5 separate regions of the Homo sapiens genome follow, and regions 1, 2, 3 and 4 are each linked to region 5. A link is a contact called in ENCODE Hi-C or POLR2A ChIA-PET data. All regions are on one chromosome and are shown on one strand. Each heading gives the region's core, a stretch centred on a gene start or an enhancer-like site at or near the end of the contact. The rest is flanking DNA. Distances are from core to core; before and after follow the strand shown.

Evidence for each region. Hi-C counts contacts between places; a loop is a spot of excess contacts on that map. ChIA-PET counts read pairs that join two places held with the same protein, here RNA polymerase II (POLR2A). Pooled maps may share reads with other maps.
Region 1: a pooled map shows a loop between it and region 5 (6-fold over the local background). The contact joins the promoter of SLC12A4 here to the promoter of FHOD1 in region 5. A Hi-C loop is called at or near these places in 1 of 37 single-sample maps with no recorded cell type and 4 of 50 pooled maps. POLR2A ChIA-PET finds 5 or more read pairs at or near these places in 2 of 52 experiments (Caco-2 and PC-9).
Region 2: POLR2A ChIA-PET joins it to region 5 with 19 read pairs in activated CD4-positive, alpha-beta T cell. The contact joins the promoter of DPEP2 here to the promoter of FHOD1 in region 5. A Hi-C loop is called at or near these places in 1 of 50 pooled maps. POLR2A ChIA-PET finds 5 or more read pairs at or near these places in 2 of 52 experiments (OCI-LY7 and activated CD4-positive, alpha-beta T cell).
Region 3: a pooled map shows a loop between it and region 5 (12-fold over the local background). The contact joins the promoter of EDC4 here to the promoter of FHOD1 in region 5. A Hi-C loop is called at or near these places in 1 of 37 single-sample maps with no recorded cell type and 4 of 50 pooled maps.
Region 4: a loop to region 5 is called in a map with no recorded cell type, with 24 times the contacts of the local background. The contact joins the promoter of PSMB10 here to the promoter of FHOD1 in region 5. A Hi-C loop is called at or near these places in 4 of 37 single-sample maps with no recorded cell type and 10 of 50 pooled maps.

Annotation. Positions count from the first base shown.
Region 1 is chr16:67,967,311-67,970,010 of GRCh38, forward strand. It overlaps SLC12A4 (solute carrier family 12 member 4), which reads right to left and starts at 1,327. Exons shown (of 24, transcript NM_005072.5): 1 at 1,129-1,327. The coding sequence starts at 1,243. RefSeq lists silencers at 220-279, 790-1,119, 1,250-1,579.
Region 2 is chr16:67,998,125-68,000,824 of GRCh38, forward strand. DPEP2 (dipeptidase 2) reads right to left here and starts at 1,360. Exons shown (of 11, transcript NM_022355.4): 1 at 1,251-1,360. RefSeq lists an enhancer at 1-299.
Region 3 is chr16:67,871,739-67,874,438 of GRCh38, forward strand. It overlaps EDC4 (enhancer of mRNA decapping 4), which reads left to right and starts at 1,314. Exons shown (of 29, transcript NM_014329.5): 1 at 1,314-1,605. The coding sequence starts at 1,524. NUTF2 (nuclear transport factor 2) reads left to right here. Exons shown (of 5, transcript NM_005796.3): 5 at 1-829. RefSeq lists a silencer at 1,427-1,636 and an enhancer at 1,530-2,030.
Region 4 is chr16:67,935,433-67,938,132 of GRCh38, forward strand. It overlaps PSMB10 (proteasome 20S subunit beta 10), which reads right to left and starts at 1,418. Exons shown (of 8, transcript NM_002801.4): 1 at 1,262-1,418; 2 at 966-1,053; 3 at 783-880; 4 at 531-671; 5 at 150-265; 6 at 1-46. The coding sequence starts at 1,317. RefSeq lists enhancers at 1-187, 338-527, 818-1,097, 1,348-1,597.
Region 5 is chr16:67,246,183-67,248,882 of GRCh38, forward strand. It overlaps FHOD1 (formin homology 2 domain containing 1), which reads right to left and starts at 1,299. Exons shown (of 22, transcript NM_013241.3): 1 at 1,028-1,299. The coding sequence starts at 1,228. RefSeq lists enhancers at 1-133, 2,534-2,700 and silencers at 237-336, 1,237-1,606, 2,249-2,338, 2,359-2,448.

The DNA.
Region 1 (2,700 bases), core at 77-2,576, 720 kb after region 5:
CCACACACTTCCTACATATCTCCATCATGATCGGTCACAGATATCACAGGCATTTATCATCAGTCAAATCACCATCCTCATCACTGTCAACCCTGCAGGAAACAGGGGCTGTGAGAATGCCCTGACCTGAACCAGCCTTCACCCTGTGATACCCACAGCTACACACTTGTACAAGCACAATTACACATGCATATGCCACTACGTACACAGACACATGTCCTCAGCCGTGTTCGTGCTCCGAGGGTGGGCCTTAACAAGAACAGCCCTCTGGGGGGCCTCCTGGGGTAGGAGATAGAGAAAGGGCTGTGGAGAGACGCGGGCACCTGGGAGGAAGGAGGAGGGAGATGGGGCTTACCTCTCGGCCCTGGCACCTAAGTTAAAGAGTTAAGGTGCTGGAATCTCAAACCCAGGCTTGACTGCCCCTGGGCAAGTTATATAACCGCCACCCCTCCCTTCACTGCTTCCTAATGAGAGTAACAGTACTTATCCCAAGGGTGATGCTGGAGGATTAAACGAGTTAACTCACTTCAAGTGCCTAGACACGTCCGGCTCCATGTGAGTGCTTCACTGAGGCCCACTGTCCCTACAGATCTACACCGGCGCACTCACGGGCAGTTACCCATAGACCCCCCAGTAGGCACACTCTGGCCAGAGTGCAGGTAGGCGCAGAGAGGCACACGGAGGGGTTTGGGCAGTTGGGGAGCGGATCGTCTCAAAGGCAAAGACGCTGAATCTCAAATGAGGAACCGAGGCGAGAAAAGGATGTGGGATTCACCGAAGTTGAAGGGCCGGGAAGGGCCTGAGATGGGGTCTCGGCCCTGTCCCCAAGCCGGGCGGCCCGGCCGGCTGGCCTCCCTGGGCGGCCACGTCTGCAGCCCCCGCCCGGGGCCCACAGGGGAGGAGCTGGGGTGGAGAAAGCGGCCGGGCGCGGGCGCCGGGGGCCGAGGAAAATCGTGTCTGCGCGCGCAGGGCGGGGAGCCAGTGGCAGCGGCGCGGTCCAAAAAAAGTTGAGTCCGCACCGACGTGTGCGCGCAAGGTCCCGGGATAGGTGCGGGCGCGGGCCCGGGATGGCGGCCCCGGGTGGCAGGCCCCGCTGCCCCGCCACGGCCCCTCAGAACGCGCCCTCACCGTCCGAGTCATCCAGCTCGGCGCGCTCCCCGTAGTCCACCCAACTGAGCCCCTCGAGGTTGTCATAGTCGCCGCGCCTCGGCCCGTCCACTGGCACCACGGTGAAGTGAGGCATCGTGCGGGCTCGGCCCCGCCGCACCCGCCGTCCCAGCCGCCCGCCGCTGTCCCCGCCGCTGTCCCCGCCGCCCCGGGCCGACACGCCCCGCCCGCTCGCATTCCTCCCCGCTGCGCTCACTTCCTCCGCCCGCCCCCCGGGCCGCCCCTCGGGGGCGGAGAGCGGGAGGGGCTCGGCCGGCTCCTCCCAGAGCGGGGGCCCTGGTGGCGGGAAGACCCCTGGGCGGGAGCACTCCTAGTGGCTCCACGGCCTGGGGGCGGGCCCGATTCCTGTGTGACCTCGGGTGAGAGGCCGCCCTCTCTGAGCCCCAGATGCAACATTTGTAAAATGGGGGAAACACACTTCCACCTCGGGGTTGTTTTAGGGCTCCGTGAGATGGGTCGCGGAGTGTCCTGGCTCTGCGCCCTGGGCTTACGAAGCGCTCTGTTACTTAGGGACGGGGCAGGGTAGGCCGGACCGGCCCAGGACTGCAGAAGCCACCTGCCCAGGGCCTCCCACCAACCCCGTATACCTCCTTCCCATTTCCAGCGTCTGCATCCCATTTCTCCGCGACCCTGGGAACCAGACCCCCGCGAAGGTCCCGTCCCAGCCCTGGGCCCTCTAGCTGCAGCCTCTCCTGTTGGAGGCAGCTGGGGATTCTCGGTCCCTCCCCAGGGGCTGCTGCGTCCTCCGCAGGAAGAACACGCACACCCACCCTTCCCCGCCCCGCTTGCCTCGCTTGCCTTTTTGGGACAGTGCACTGGGTGCTGTAGCCAAGTCCCTTCATTTTAACTTTCTCTATCTCGCCTCCTGGGTGTTCCTCTATCCAAGCCGTTTACTTATTTGCTTTTAACGTTTCTTTCACTTTCTTCTCCACTGCTTCAGATTACTTATCTAGCTGGCTTTACTATTTTTTTCTCTATCAGAAAACCCCAGAGCCCATCTTACTTGTCTATCTCCACTCTTCTCCCTCGCGTGGCTCGGGTGGCGTCCTCTGACTACGCCTACTGCCAGCCTCCAGCCCTTGGGGTGGGGGGTACGGAATCAGAGCCGCTGGGCCCCGCAAGACGACCCCCGAGCTTACCACCCTCTGACCCCTCCCCCAGGGCCCCCGCAGCGGGCCCGCCGACCTGACCCCCCCGCCCCTCACGCCACCTTCGGCCGCCCACAGTAGCGGCCTTCCTACTGGACTCCCTGCCCTCGCCCCTGCTCACGTAGAGCCGCCTCTTCTGAAGGAAAATCCTACTAGCTCCGGGCCCATAAGGCCCTGCCCAATGCGGCCGGACCCCGACCTCTGCAGGCGCATCCCTCGCCACCCACCTCGCAGCCTCAGCCCTTCAAATCTCTCTCTCTCACCTGAGACCTATAGTTTCTGGGCATCACCCACTGTTCACTCTGGGGGACATCTACCTAGCCTCTGTCCCTACCCTCACTTATCAAATTCCTGATCCAGGCCTGGCGCGGTGGCTCACGCCGGT
Region 2 (2,700 bases), core at 110-2,609, 750 kb after region 5:
GCTCTTCAGCCCACCGCTGCACTGTAGGAGCCCCTTTCTGGGCTGGCCAAGGCCAGAGCCAGCTCCCTCAGCTTGCAGGGAGGTGTGGAGGGAGAGGCGCGAGTGGGAACCGGGGCTGCGAGCGGCGCTTGCGGGCCAGCTGGAGTTTCGGGTGGGCGTGGGCTTGGCGGGCCCGCACTCGGAGCGGCCCGCGGGCCCTGCTGGCCCCGGGCAATGAGGGGCTTGGCACCCGGGCCAGTGGCTGCGGAGGATGTACTGGGTCCCCCAGCAGTGCCAGCTCACAGGCGCTGCGCTCGACTTCTCACCGGGCCTTAGCTGCCTTCCCGGGGGGGCAGGGCTCGGGACCTGCAGCCCTCCATGCCTGAGCCTCCCACCCCCTCCATGGGCTCCTGTGCGGCCGGAGCCTCCCCGGTGAGCGCCGCCCCCTGCTCCACAGCGCCCAGTCCCATCGACCACCACAGGGCTGAGGAGTGCGGGCGCATGGCGCAGGACTGGCAGGCAGCTCCACCTGCATCCCTGGTGCGGGATCCACTGGGTGAAGCCAGTTGTGCTCCTGAGTCTGGTGGGGACGTGGACAATCTTTACGTCTAGCTCAGGATTGTAAATACACCAGTCGGCACTCAGTATCTAGCTCAAGGTTTGTAAACACACCAATCAGCACCCTGTGTCTAGCTCAGAGTTTGTGAATGCACCAACTGACACTCTGTATCTAGCTGCTCTGGTGGGGCCTTGGAGAACCTTTGTGTCGACACTCTGTATTTAGCTAATCTGGTGGCGACGTGGAGAACCTTTGTGTCTAGCTCAGGGATTGTAAACGCACCAATCAGCACCCTGTCAAAACAGACCACTCGGCTCTACCAATCAGCAGGATGTGGGTGGGGCCAGATAAGAGAATAAAAGCAGGCTGCCTGAGCCCGCAGTGGCTACCTGTTCTGGTCCCCTTCCACACTGTGGAAGCTTTGTTCTTTTGCTCTTTGCAGTAAATCTTGCTACTGTTCACTCTTTGGGTCCATGCTGCTTTTATGAGCTTTAACACTCACCGCGAAGGTCTGCAGCTTCACTCCTGAAGCCAGCGAGACCACAAGCCCACTGGGAGGAACAAACGACTCCAGACGCACTGCCTTAAAAGCTGTAACACTCACCACGAAGGTCTGCAGCTTCACTCCTGAGCCAACAAGACCACAAACCCACCAGAAGGAAGAAACTCCAAACATCCAAACATCAAAAGAAACAAACTCCAGACGCGCTACCTTAAGAGCTGTAACACTCACTGCGAGGGTCTGCAGCTTCATTCTAGAACTCAGTGAGACCAAGAACCCACCAATTCCGGACACACTAAGACAAGATTTCACTAGTGTGTGCTGTTTCCCCTGCAAGGGGGAGGGCACAGAGATGGCTTTGGGTGAGGTTAGGGGGAGGATAGGCCTCCTGGTTGGCTAACACTTGTTTACTTCTGGGGCATGAGTGTTCATGTGAGCCCACGATGCCTGGCCTGTTCCTCTTTTAACAAAGTCTGGTAGGACATGGTGGCTCATGCCTGTAATCCCAGTAATTTGAAGGTCGAGGTGAGAGGATCTCTTGAAGCCGGAGGTTTGAGACCAGTCTAGGCAACATAATGAGAACTCTAAGAAAAAGGAAAAAAAAAAGTGGTGCATGCCTGTGGTTCCAGGTACTTACGAGGCTGAGGTGGGAGGTTCGCCTGAGCCCAGGAGTTTAAGGTTGCAGTGAGAGACGATGGCACCACTGCTCCCTAGCCTGGGCGACAGAGTGAGACCCCATCTCTAACAAAACGAAAACAAGATCCAATGCATCCTCCTGCCTGAAGTTCTTCCGTGGCTTCTCATTGCAGAAATCTACCGAATTTCTTTCTTTGGCTTTCAACTCATGGAGAGTCTGCTCTCACCAGCCTCTCCAGTCTCAGCAAATAGCACAAACTTTCCTGTCCTCCAAAATCTGGCCACCTCAGTGATGCTACGTCCCCCCATAGAGCCTTGGCACAACCTCAGCCTCCAATTGGTAGGGCTGTTGAGGCAAGGCCAGGATAGGAAATCTTGCTACCAGGAAGGAGTAGGTGGGTGAACAGCTTTTCCCTCTACTTCCTCTTCTATGCAGTGTTTGCATAAATCAAGACCTGCAGAGGAGGCAGCAGTAGAAACAGTTTGCTCCAAGGACCAAACTTATTCTGGTGTGCAGCTCACTCGCCCCTACTCATCTCCAGTGTATTTCAAGAGTATGCAGGGAAGGAAAAAGTCAGGCTGAGTTATAGCTGCACAGGCTGCCTCCCATGCTCAGAGCGCAGAGGTGGGGTGCAGCTGGGGCTTACTCAGTATCCAGCAGTGCCCAGATGATGATCATCTGCATCCAAGCCCCTCTGGTCCTGGAGACTCATGCTTCCCTTTGATGTCGCCCTGGATCTGCTCCCATGATGTCTGATACAGACAATTCCCAAGAAACAATAGTCTTCCAAGCCAGAAAGCAGCCTGGCCACTGTAGACAAACATCCTCCAATCACCAAGCTGAAGCCACCCTTCCTGAAACGTCAAATAGCTAACATAACATTTTTCTTCCACAAAAGGAAGTCAATGTTTATGTTTCTAGGAGAAGTGCAATAACCCCAAATGCATCTTTATCTCCTGAATGCATCTAGAACCTTCTGCTCAAGCCTTACCAACCAACCCCTACCCCGCCAGCCTCTCTGTC
Region 3 (2,700 bases), core at 64-2,563, 630 kb after region 5:
AGGGGCCTGCTCTATCCCCAGAAGGATCAGGATCATATCCAGGATGCCCCACATACACCAAGCCAGGCAGAGGGCAGCTCAGCTCCTGTCCCATCTGCTTTGGATATCTTTACCCAAAGGCAGGTAACCCGAAGAGCCAGCCTCCACTGCCCACAGAGCCAGGCCCAGTTGTGTTGGAGTATAGGTCAGGAGCTGTGGAAGGAGGCAGTCTGTGAGGGACTCATGCTTTAGGAGTCCTCACCCCTCAGACTGCTGCAGGACATTGCCAGGCCTCTCTCCACTTCCTTCCTCAGCATACAGACTTCATGCTATCTTCCAATTCCGGGGAGTCTTAGCTATTAGGGCAGTTTCTGCTTCTCCATTTTGGGGACAAAGGCCTTGCCCAGTACAAATCTAGCCCCTTGTCCCACAGACTTCTGGATGGTATAAACCTAGTGGCAATGTAGCAACCATAGGCTAGAACCAAACCCAAGATTTGGGTCAGTGCCCTGTTAAGGGTTTTAGGATTGGTAAGGACACCACAGCTAAATCTGACATGTAAAAGGATACCCTTCCCCTGTCCCACTACGGGTGGAGGCTAAGGACCTCCTCAGATCCCACAGATTGCCTGGTGACATTGGGCACAGGGCTGGATGGTGTGCTGTTTGAGAGGACAGCATGCTCAGGAGATTTCAGTGGGAATGATCTCTAGGCTGATGTGTATTTGGGGAAGTGGGGGTGGGGAAGAGGTAGGTGCCTGCTGCCTCAAACCACCTTGTGTAAAATCTGCAATACGGCTTCTTCCATGTACCTGTGCCTGAACTGTCTGCAATAAAGAAGAATTTGTAAACTGTGGTTTCTTTCTTCCAACCTGAGGGTGCCAGGTGGGACAAGGGGATGCTGGGGGACAGTAGGGAACAATGACTGGTCATTGTAGTGGGATCATCTCCCCTGCTCTTGCAATTCCTGAGTTTTATGACCTCGAGGGTAGCCTCAGGCCTTGAGTTATTCCGACCCATTCCCAAAGGGAACCTGAGGCACCTGCCAATTCAGCATATTCTGGGGGTCTGAGGGACCTTAGCATGGGCGGCTAAGTTGACCCCGTCCCAGGACCATCGGAGTCCATGCTCTGGGAGTGGGCAGGGACCTGGCGCCTTCTGAGTCGAGTAGGGCTTTAGGTGGCCCAGTGCGTGGACGCTTACTTCAGCCCCGTGGGACTTTCCTGACCTCGCGGACACAGGGGCGGGGCCGCCGAGGGGGACTGGCTGCGGGAGGGGTTTAGGCTTCCGCCCCCAGCCCGGAACCTTTCTTCTCCGGCCCTGGCAGGTTCCGGGAGCCTCGGCTCGTGGGTGCCGGAAGTGGAGGCGGTTGGTGGGGTTGGCGGGGCTCAGCGACGCTGCGCGGGTGGCGGTTTGCGAACTGCGGGTGGACTGTGTAGTGACCGGCGTCCCGCTGTCTCGCCCCGTGGCGGGTGAGCGAGGGTGCGTGGTGCGCGGCGGCGGCGGAACGAACGCGGTGCGGGCGGGGCGCCCGCCGCAGGGCCCATGGCCTCCTGCGCGAGCATCGACATCGAGGACGCCACGCAGCACCTGCGGGACATCCTCAAGCTGGACCGGCCCGCGGGCGGTGAGCGGGGGTTGCGGGGGTGGGCCCCAGGCGAGCTGACAAAAGGGCGGCGCGCGTCTGAACCGCCATTGGGGCCCACAGCTCCCTTAGGACTAGCTCTGGATCCTCCCGGCGGGTAAGGGTGGACGGGGATTGACTGTGCCCCTCGAAGGGCGCAGACCCCTGGGTGTGACCCCTCCCTATCTTGTCCTCAGGCTGTTCTGCCTTGTCCTTCAGCGTCTCGGTTGAAGGTGAGGCGCCTTCTCTGAATCCGCTGGGGCCCTCTGGTTTCCTGGCCCCGAGGTCTCTAGTGTTCCTGGGACTGGCCTAGCTCCTCTTCCCTTTCTCCATGGTTCAGAGGCCTGGTCTGGGCTCCGTATATGGAATTCTGGGCCCAGGCTTAAGCGCGATGCTGAAGAGCTGCCGGTCCCCCTCCATAACTTGCCCTTCTCTCTGGAATAAAGACTCCAGGCCTCCCGTTCTGAAACTGATTTCCAGGAGGAAGGTGTCCAGTCTCAATTCCGTGTTCTTTCTGGGATGAAGGCAAATCACAGACCGCACCACCCTGACTGAATTATGCTACAAATATCTGCAAGCCCTAATTGGTTCCCATTCATTCATATTTCGCTTTGGCTCTTAATGATACCTCAGAACTAGTCTTGCCCCCAAAGATTCCCCAAGACACAGCTAACAGGGTTGTAATATACTGTTGTCATTGAAAGAAAGGAGTGTCTCGATACTGTGATGGGCGTGGGAAGGGTGGAGGCTGGTGAGTGCAGAGTGCAGGTCTGAGAGGGGAGACTGGGCTAGGTCTTGTAATGTGAACAGGGGCTTGGGTGTCAGGAAAGGCACCCAAGGCACCTATGGAGAAGCCACCTATTAGGAAGAGGAAATAGCACGTGTGCAGGCACTAGTTTACTGACAGGTTTAGGGATCTCTGAAGTGGCCGGTGATGATGGTGTGGGCGTACAGTGGAGAATTGTGTTTCCTCAGATCTTGTTCTTACACCTGCTGGGAGGCCCAGACTGGCTGCTTCTGGAAGCAGGCACTGGTGCTCACTAGGGGTGGATTCAACTAACCCCTACTTTCAGAAAATCCATCTGCTGCCTGAGACCA
Region 4 (2,700 bases), core at 168-2,667, 690 kb after region 5:
TGGAACCGGTCTTCTAGCACCGCCAGGGCCGCGTCCTGACCAGAGCCTGAAGGCAGGAGAAGCATCTGAAGTCAACCGCTGCGACGCCGTTTGGAGTGAGGCCAAGGTCACAGGGGCAGAGTTCGAGGAGAAGGGACAGAAGCGCTCACCCAGGGCTGTGAAGGGCAGACGGCTGTAGGAGCCATGGGGATGCACACCGTAGAGCTGCGGTCCAGTCAGGTCTACGCCGCCCACGATCAGCGATGCACCCACGTGGCCCTGGTACCTGCTCGAGGATGGGCGGGGTCGGCCACAAGCTGGGGCCTAGGCCCCACCTCTCTATGCCCAGCTCCTAGGTGCTATCCCCGCCCCTTCCTGTGGGCTGGCGCCCGATGACTGACATCGCCTTTTCCTGTAGCCCAGGTTCTCTTGGGCCGGCCTCTTCCGGTCACCTGGCCCGTCGCGGTCCCGCCCTTCTTTCTGTCCCGCCTTCCAATGGCCCCAACCCCGTAACTACCCCTGCCGGGGTCCTGTTAGCCCTGCCCCCGCACCTGAAGAGCGTCTGGCGCAGGATGCGAGTGACCGTGGCCACGCGGGGCTCGCGGCCCGTAGATAACGCGTGTAGCTCCATCTTGGACGCCACCATCCGTGTGGTCATCTCGGCGTCCGCGGCTACTCCAGCCCCACAGCAGCTGAGGCAAAAGGGAGGATCGGTGTGGGCAGGGCTGGGACGTGCGGGGACCGGAGTGGGAACGAGGGGGCCGTTCTTTTTTGCGTACGGGAACTGGGCTCGGGAGTCTCACTAGATTTTGGGGGCGATGAAGTGGATCTTCTCGCAGCTCTTGTCCGCCACGACCGAATCGTTAGTGGCTCGCGTATCGGCGCCCAGAATGACCCCGTCCTGAGGAGAGGGAGGGACCGCAGCTTCAGTGCCTGCTCGATACTCTCGGCTCCCCTCCAGCTCCCCGTCCCTCCCCGCTGCTCACTTGGAACACCAGGCCCGCGATGGTGGTCCCGGTCTTGCGTGCGTGAGGGACCTTGAGCCCCGGGAGGACGCGTTCCAATGATGCATTTCTGGAAACGGAGGAGGGCGCCCATGTTTCGGCTCTGCTTTCAAGACCCCTGTTGCTTCCCCTAACCTGGTCCCCGTCTCCCTCATCTTCCGGGGTAAGCCTGGAACCCAAGTCGACCAACACACCCTCCCCCACCCCCAGCCAGGAAAAAAGGCCACGAGCAAGCAGAGGCGGCTCAGGAGTGACCGCCCCCCGCGCCCCCGCTTCACCTTTGGCAGTTCTCGAAGGAGAAGCCCCCTCGGGGCTCCAGGGCTGGCTTCAGCATCTTGGGGCAGGCAGAGGGGATTAGGGGTCGCGGGCGGATGAGTCGGCCAGACAAGCGGGGCCAGTGAGCAGCTAAAAAGTCCTCTGCTAGGCTTCACGTCTGTACTTCCTGCTTTCGCTTTCGCCTTTACCCTTCCTCAAAGGCCCGTGGCGGTTTTCTGCATCTTGTCTTTCACTTTTGGCTTCACTTGTGGCTCTGAGCATTTGGGGAACCGGGTGATGTCCCTTGCTGTGCCCTCTGTGCTGCTCACTGGGTACTCTGTTGGATAGAGGGACAAATCTCTTCCCTTCTGGACTTGTTCAGGTCCTCCTCCCCCTCCATCTGAGCCCCTTGCTCTTACCCTAGCCTCAACTCTGACCTCCAGTCCCAGCATAGTAAAGCTCTCAGAGCCTTGGCCAAGTCAGCATTGTTGCTGGCCACCCAGTAGCATCAGGCATAGCTGACTTTTGTTCCTTGTCACCTTTCTTCCAACTCTTGCCTCTTTTGTTGCCTTTACTCCTCTGCAAAAACCTCAAACAGAGGCTCAGTCCTCAGTCACAGGGACCCTGGTCTTTCCATCTTCCATCTCAGGTGCCATCTTCCCTCTCTCAAGAGGGCACCATGGGTGTTGGGTTCCACTCATGGCCAAGCCTTGTTATTTCACCTCCCCAGTGACCTCTTGTCTGCACACATCCTTTTCCTAGCACTTCTAGTCTCAGCTAGCATCCTCTCCCACCTGGACATTGCACTGGCCTCCCTGGTTACCTTGCAATTCTTGCCCCCCGCCCCCCGACCCCCAGGCTACTCCTTACCCTGCAGAGAGCGGGTCTTTCTAAATTGGAAATCTGGTCACATTCTTTCTCTGGTTTAAACCCTTCAGCAGTCTGGGCCTGGTGGCTCACACCTGTAATCCCAGCACTTTGGAAGCCCAGGAGTTCGGGGCTGCAGTGAGTATGGATCATACCATTGCACTCCAGCCTGGGCAATAGACCCCGTCTCAAAGGGGGAAAAAAAAGACTTGGGTTTGAGGCTAAGAGCAGCACGCAGCTGCCAAAGGGTTTATCTTAATTTTTTTTTTTTTTTTTTGAGATGGGGTCTTACTCTGTTGCCCAGGCTGGAGTACAATGGTGTGATCTCGGTTCACTGGAACCTCTGCCTCCCAGGCACAAGCACTCTTCCACCTCAGCCTCCTGAGTAGCTGGGACCACAGGCACACACCACCATGCCTGGCTAATTTTTTTTTTTTTTTTTTTTTTTGGTAGAGATGGGGTTTCACCGTGTTGCCCAGGCTGGTCTTGAACTCCTGAGCTCAGGCGATCCACCCTCCTCAGCCTTCCAAAGTGCTAGGCTTATAACCATGAACCACTGTGCCTGGCCTATTTTACGGTTTTTTTTTTTTTTTTT
Region 5 (2,700 bases), core at 49-2,548:
CATTCCAGGGAAGACCCCAGGCCCAAGGGGCAAGTTTACGCAACTCGCCGCCCAGCTGAGGCTGGGAGCAGGGGAGGGCACCCACCCCGACTCTCTCTCCTCTTCTCCAGCACTGGAGGCGGCCGGGCTGGTGGGGAGCTTGTGGAGGTGGTAGTGCGCCTCCCAGAGTCCTGGCCCGGAAACAGCGCGCCGGAAAGGGCTGCCTGCGGGGGGCTGACGGCGGCGAGAGGGAGGGGAGAGGAGGTAGGCTGGCCATCTGGAAAAGGGCCTCTTTCCGCACTGTGCACAAGTCCGCTTCGGGGCGGCAGCAAAGTAGGGCAGGCCGGCTGTTTAAAATTAGTCCGGCCCTCCCTCTCACTTTCAGGCGCGGGCCGATGGGCGGCGAGTGTCCGGGGGTGGGGGCGGGAGCGGTGACTCAAAGGGCTTTTACACCCGTGCAGCCTCCTGCGCTCTGCGGATCCCGGGCCAGACCGCTTCGCGGGGACTCCCCTCACCCCGTGAAGTCTCTCCTCGGCCGGCACTCCCATACTCCCATTGACCTACAGGGTCAAGCCCCAATCCAGCTTCCTGACACCGCAGGAAACCTCTGCCACCTCTAGTAGTCCGCCTCGGGCCCGCCCCTCCTCGTGGTCCCGCCCCCACCTCACCTGAAGCAGGTGGAAGCTGGTCCCTCCCCAGCTCCGCCTCCAGGGTCCGCTACAGCCCAAGCGGCTACCGTCACTCTGACCAGGGAAGCCACCCTGGCAGACCGACGGCGAGTGGAACTCGAGCACCTCCCCAGGTGCGCCTAATTCGAAGGGCAGTCAGAATGGCGGAGCCAAGTTCCTGGCACCCCTCTTCAGTTTCCCCTCAACTTGAGAGGGGACTCCCCCGCAGGCGGGGCAGAGTGGACCCTGGGACCCCAGCCCAAGACTTTTCCGGAGAAGAACACTCGCTCCAGCCTCTTCCCGCGGAGCACCTCCCACCAGTTTTCATGGCGCCCACCCTGAACCCCCGATCGCCCCAACCTTTCTCCGGCCTCCCTCACCTTGAGCGGCGCTCCCAGCAGGCGGTGCACCGCGGGTATCTGCGCGCCCAAGGGCAGCGCCCCGTCCAGGCTGCAGGTGGGGGCCCGGCGCGGCTCCGGAAAGTTGGCACATGCGAAGGGGTCGGTGTCTTCCAGGTACTGCACCCTCACGGTCACCACTGATACCGGCTCTCCGTCCCCGCGGTCTTCCCCGCCCGCCATGGCTCTGCGGCCGGCTCACGCAGCGCGCCTCCGAGTCCCGGCCCCAGTGCAGCTTCTACTCAAAGCACACTGTAGCTCCGCGGTTCGGGCCCGGCCGGACCGGACGCGGCTGGAGGGGCGGGGCCAGACGGAGGCGGGGCCGAGGAAGGGGGTGGAGCCAAGATTAGTCCCCGAGTGCGCGCCAGGAGGTAACCACTGCCGGAGGCGGGGCCGCCGCTAGCCACTCACAGGGCCCAATGGGAATCCCGTTAGTTCACTGGCTAGGAGGGCGGGAAAAACCGAGCTCGCGCCCCACCTTCGAGAACGCGCAGAAGGCGGGGAGGCTTTCTTTGGTCTGGGGATAGTGAGGCTGCGTTCTCTTTGAGGGGTGTTAGGGCAGATGGGGCAGAAGTTTCTTTAGATAGTGGCCGGCCAGGTCTCTCTCAGTTGAGGGACAAGATAGCCCTCATTCCTTCCATTTGAGGGGTGAGTCCCTGTGGTTTCCTCATTTAGGGAAAGCAGTGAGAGGGGGTCCCTTCAATTTGGAGCAAGAAGTGAGAATAAATTCCACCCAGTTTGAAGGAAGAGGTGGGATCAGTTCCCTTTAGTTGTGGGAGGAAGAGGGAAGGATGCCCTTCAGTTTTCTGGGAAAAGATTGGGAGGAGTCAGTTTGAGGGGGCAGATAGAACACGTTCCCCTCAGTTTTGGAGAAAAAGTGGGATGGGTGCCCCTCAGCCTGAATGAAAAGTGGAGACGGTCCTCCTCTGTTTGGGGCGCTATGAGCCGAATGCCCCTCAGATTTGGAAAAAGTTGGGTGCATCTCGCCTAGTTTGAAGGGAATCAGTAGGCTGGGTTTTCCATAGGTTCCTGTCAGCTTCATCAAAGAGATGAGACAGTTCTCTGTAGTGTGACTGAAAGGGAGGGCCAGGTGCCCCTTGGTTTGGGAGATGAAGAACAGCCTCCCTCTTCGCCTGGCACGAGCTGGGCCAGTCTGGGCCTTAGGGTTTCTGGGACGTTGGGGGCAGCGTTGTCCGTCACTGCTTTGGGGAGCGTCCAGTGCGCGTGCGCAGCTCAGGTCCGGGTGGGGGCCGGCAGGGGGTCCTGGGCTTGGCAACGTGGGCGGAGGGCGGCCAAGCACGGTCCCCTGCGTTTTGCACCCGGCCGCGCCTTGGTCCCAGGGGGGTGCTGCTCGCCGCACAGCAGCGCTGGCCGAGGAGGAGCCGTGCCCCTCCCGTCCTGACCGCGCCCCCCGCAGACCCCCGCCCTTCCCGCTGCGGGCTGCCCCAGGGGGGCCGTGGCCGCGCACCGCTCTGGATCTGGTGGGGGCGGTTTTGGGGAGGTTTGGGGGCGCGGACTCGAAGGAGTAGGTTGTGGAACTTGGGGGAGAGCTGCACTGGGGAATTTCCGGAGCTGGGACTGATTTAGGGAGGAAAGAGGAGAGAGTCCCCGACTACGAGAGTCCGAGGCAGGGTCTCGGAGCCTGGACCTGGCTT